Linked DNA regions of Homo sapiens: region 1 is linked to region 2. A link is a loop called in an ENCODE intact Hi-C map of the cell type or tissue named here. Cell type or tissue: endothelial cell of umbilical vein. All regions are shown on one strand.

What was found. Hi-C counts contacts between places; a loop is a spot of excess contacts. Peaks named below come from ENCODE experiments on the same cell type or tissue, not always from the same donor. Only the 100,000 strongest peaks of a DNase experiment are listed, where the experiment ranks them.
Region 1: a loop joins it to region 2, with 6 times the contacts of the local background. A loop is called at or near these places in 1 of 110 quality-filtered maps.

What each region holds. Positions count from the first base shown.
Region 1 is chr5:113,525,303-113,527,802 of GRCh38, forward strand. YTHDC2 (YTH N6-methyladenosine RNA binding protein C2) reads left to right here. Exons shown (of 30, transcript NM_022828.5): 4 at 1,284-1,483. Among named protein-coding and RNA genes, the nearest start is that of YTHDC2, 13 kb to the left of the region's middle. In endothelial cell of umbilical vein, no CTCF peak of the experiment used is centred here; a DNase peak (open chromatin) is centred at 1,289; H3K27ac peaks cover 457 bases.
Region 2 is chr5:115,523,772-115,526,271 of GRCh38, forward strand. It overlaps FEM1C (fem-1 homolog C), which reads right to left. Exons shown (of 3, transcript NM_020177.3): 3 at 1-1,846. The coding sequence ends at 537. Among named protein-coding and RNA genes, the nearest start is that of FEM1C, 20 kb to the right of the region's middle. In endothelial cell of umbilical vein, no CTCF peak of the experiment used is centred here; no DNase peak of the experiment used is centred here.

The sequences.
Region 1 (2,500 bases), 2.0 Mb before region 2:
ATGATTAAGAGTTGTAAAAATTTGAAACAAAGTGCAGTGTTAAAGCATGTCATTAAGTTGAACCAAGTTTTTTTTTTTAGTATTAATAATAATATCAATAGCTACCATTTACTGAGCATTAACTGTGTATGAGGCAGTATACAAAACCCTTTATATGGGGCCTCCTAGCAACCTTTGCAAGGTAAGAATTTCCCCTATTTCACAGGTGAAGAAACTGAGGCTTAGAGGAATTAAATAATTCATTCGAGGACACCAAACCAGCCAATAAACTGCAGAGCGGGTATTTGACTCCAGGGACTAGACTTTCCTATATTATGCTGCCATAACACACTAATAAGTGAGATTTTGAACTGGGGCTTTAGCTCTGGTAAGAGATTGGACAGAGTCTTCAGTACATTAAGTTGCTCAAAAGTAGGTAGATAATGTATTTGGGTTATAAAATAAAGATGTAATTTTACTATTTGGAAAGATCACTTCCCTATTAAGAAAACTATTTATTGCCTATAGTGATAAAATTTACATAGTTATTATTGTCTATTGGAATAGATCAGCAGAATATAGAAAATATGTGGTCCTAGATATCAAAGAACTTTCACTTTAAATATAGGCACACAAACATATTTTGAGCTACATGAATATAAAACATTTCATACCTCTTCTTTATTCCTATCTGTTTAGTTAAATGTGGATGTTGGCTAAAATACGCCATTAGGAAATTTGTTAACATTAGGACCTTTATATTTAACACATAATTATTCTATTTGATCACTTAATCTTACATGTATAGCATTAAACATATATGGGATATTTTCTTTTTTTTGTAATATGTTTTCGTAATGTACGTGACAGATCTTATAAGTATAATGTACATTATTTCCTACTACAAAAATTTAATTTTCCATGAAATTATTGATAGAAATTTATAACAAGCCTAAAAATCATCTAGATTATCAAGATTGTTTTATTTTTAATGGTTATTGAATGATTTATTTTTATCAATTTTTAAACATTATGTACCAGAAATATGTCTGAGGTTCACTTTCTAATTGATATTGAAATTTTGTAACATGTTCAATGAGAATATTATGTGTAAGAGTACAATTGAGATATTGCTTGACAACTTTATGTAGACTGAGTAGAGAAGAAAACATTTGAAAGGAATTATGTTAGAAATTATGTCTTTTGGCATGTTTTTCTAGGTTTGGCAAAAAAAATTACTTATTTTTAACACTTCTTTTTCCGTGTTGATCATACATTTTTTGTTCTTTTATTCATTTTCAAAGAAAACCGGGAAATGAGCAAGACAAGTGGGCGACTCAACAATGGCATACCTCAGATTCCAGTGAAAAGAGGAGAATCCGAATTTGATTCTTTTAGGCAGTCTTTACCAGTGTTTGAGAAACAGGAAGAAATTGTTAAAATAATTAAGGAAAATAAAGTAGTTTTGATTGTAGGAGAAACTGGGTCTGGAAAGACCACACAGGTTTGTTTCTTTTTTGTTGTTTATAGAAAAAAAAAAAAAAAATATATATATATATATATATATAGTCCCATATTATAATTTTATATCAAATTTACACTGCATATGTTTAAAAAAACAGAAAAAGAAACTTGTGGTTATTATAGTAATGGTTATTTCAGAAGTAAATTACTACTGGAATATATTTGGAGAATTTGTAGAAAGAAAATGTTTTAAATAATTTACTTATTTTTAAACTAGTGCATTAGGCCTTTATTTAAACAGAGTTGGGAAACTGATTTGGTATCATGGAAAGAAGATGGGCTTTGGCCTTGAATTTAGATTCCAGTTCCCTCAGTTATTGAAGTTCCAGGCTCTTTTTGTAACCTCTGTGAGCCAGAGTTCTCATTTATAAAATGGGACTAATCATTGCTACCTTTCACAGTGAGGTGTAGAGATTATCTCTGTAAAGTGCCTAGCATAGCATTTTGCATATAGGAACCAAAGTAAAAGCAGTAATAACAAATATTAATATAAAGTTGACTGTAGAATGGAATTAATATGATAGGTTTGACTTGCATTTTTAGAATCAAAGTACCTCCTTATGAAGTTTTACTCATAGGATAACAGATTGGAAGTAGTAAGTATGACATCATATGACTCTTGTGTACATTCTTGCGGCATTTCAGCTTAAAATTACTAAAATTAGTTTGCTTTTAATAGAGGTTCAGATAAAATAATAAATAGAATATTTGTAGGTTTTCTTCTTTTAGGGACATAATTTTGCTTTTGACAATTGCCTAAAATTTCCTGTGATTATATTGGTTAGTTTAATAGGCTTAGTAGATAAGGCAAGGTGGGAGGAGAAGTTGAGTATAAACTTTACCAGTTTTTTACTTGAAGGACTTAAACATTTTTACAGAATTATATCTGTTTATCCTTAAAACTTGATCCTGTAAAACTGAATAATTAAAAACATGATGAAATTTTTTTCTGAAGACTATACAAGATCTTTCTTTAGCATGAGTTTGTTTTTTATTT
Region 2 (2,500 bases):
TGTGCATAGAGAAGATAAAGCACTTATGGTAACTGCAAATGGTAACGAGTCCTTAAGGTTTGTACAACCTAGTATGGGTCCATAAGGAAAAAACTGTAGTAGAAATGGTTAGGACAAACAATAAAGTAGAAACAGGGGGGAAACTTGAGAAGAGAAGAAAGAAGCAAGAAAAAAAGACTTTCAATTGTATAAAATTCACAAACCAGTAAAGTATAAAGACACCATGGAGAAATGGTTAACTCTGCCCCAAACACCCAACAGCAAACAAAACCAGAATGAATAAGCCTTTGGCAGACAATTTTAGAAATTTGAATGTTACATTTCTCAATAATTCACAAACAATATATTATATGGTATATTTATATTAAATATTGGGAAACCAATGTTGTAAATTTGATGCTTATAATGCTTTAGCCAATGAGAGCACAATGATATCAATCAAGCTAAATGAATGCTGGTGTTATCACAACAGTGCTCATTTATGAAACAACTGTTACCAATTCGTGCTTTAACAGTGCTAAAATACAGTCAAGTTATCATCTATGAAGGGAAACAAAAGTCTCTAGCTTTTCTGGGATATGCCCTTTATAATATATTCTATGATTCACTATGACACGAGCAGCAAGACACTGCAATGTGGTATGATTTATAGGCTGGATTAAATTTTTAGCTATTTCCTTCTCATCCAGCAAGTCACTAGCAGTTTGTTTGTGCAAGTTTGTGGCATCAAAATGTGCACCTGATTTAATAAGGAGATTCATGATGTCTGGATGGTTGTTAAGAGCAGCGATATGCAGGGGACTGTTGTCATCCGAGTCTCTGACGTTCACATCAGCACCACATTCTATCAGTATTGCAGTAACTTGTAGAGATGGAAATTTACAAACAGGGTACCGCCCTACACATGTAGTATTCTTGTCCACAGCCAGATGAAGAGGGCTGAAGTTATTCTTTCCCCTTGGATGCAGCTTAAGAAACCTGTATATAGTCTGCTTTTTGAAATGGTCTTGTTCTAGAGTACAAGGAACTTTCTCTAACAAGCAAATTAAGTGCAAAATAATAGAAAGGGCCTTATTTAACTGTAATGGGTCAGCTGGACACTGAGTTTGTTTGATAGCTCGCTCTATTTCAAGGACGCTTTTGCAAAGTATGCCCATAAGATCATCAAATGTAACAGTAGTACCCAGCAGGCCTTTAGCCCTATCCTGTAGCATAAAGGAGAATAGTTCTGCAAAAGATAATAAGCTGCTGGCGGTCATTGGGCTTAAAGGATCCAAATTGCTCTGCTGCATATCCAAAGCATACTTCCATAGGTTGATGCATCGTTTGAAATTTCCAGAGTCTGCATAGACAGCGCCTCTATATCTAATATAGTAAGAGGTATCAGGATGAGAAGGACCAAGAATACGTTCTCTGATTAATAGTGCCTGCATTCTCATCTCATCAGGATCAGCAATAAGACCTTCTAGCTCTTCTGCACTGTTCACTTCCTTGGCATAATCATAAGCCATTATTAGTGTCTGTGGCACTGGTTTACTAATAATATTAGTCCTATCACTGTACCTCATGTTCATTGCCTTTTTCCAGTATTTCAAAGCCCCAAGCAGATCTCTTTTTTTGTCTACAAATGTAGCTCCCAGAAGCTCTAGAGCATTAATACGTTCTGTCTTGCTGGTCTGTGCATGGTGTGTCAGAAAATCCACAATATTTGTGTGACCAGTCACACTTGCTGAGAGAAGGGGAGTCATTCCATAACCATCCTTTTCCATCTTGGCACAATACATAAGAAGCATCTTCATGATGTCCAAACTTCCAGATTCTGCACAATCATGCAATGCAGTATTACCTTAAAGAGAGAGAGAAAAAAAGAAATAACATACATTGAGGGACCAAAATATAATGTAATATATATATGCACTTTAGAACCTAAAGAAAAGCAGGAAGCTTTAAGTTCCTAAGTAGGACATACTTGGTTTACAAACGAGAAAAAAAAATTCCCCCAGTACCTAAAACTAGTATCTGATATTAAACTTATTGAATAAATGACATGACCAAATTAGGTGTAAAAAGACATCCAAAGTCACCAGAAGAAATTCAAACTAATCCATGGTCTCTTCGTATTTTTCATTAATGTTTTAAAGTGCATATTTTATTATCTAAAAATCGGTAGAATACAAATAACCAGCTATTCACCATTTTACTGACAAGTCACTTAACTTCCAGGTCAGTTTCCACATTTATAAACAAGGAATTGGTCTTTTTTTTTTTCTTTAGAGACCAGGTCTTGCTATGTTGCCCAGGCTGGTTTTAAACTCCTGGGCTCAAGCAATGCTCCTGCCTTAGTCTCCCAAAGTGCTGGGATTGCAGGTGTGAGCCACAATGCCTGGCCAGACTGCTCTTTAATATATCTAAGATTCTTCATTTTGACTCTAATAGTAGTCAGAAATTATTTTTTCAATATTTATTTCTGATTGCCAAGTTGAATTTCAACTGTCTTAGC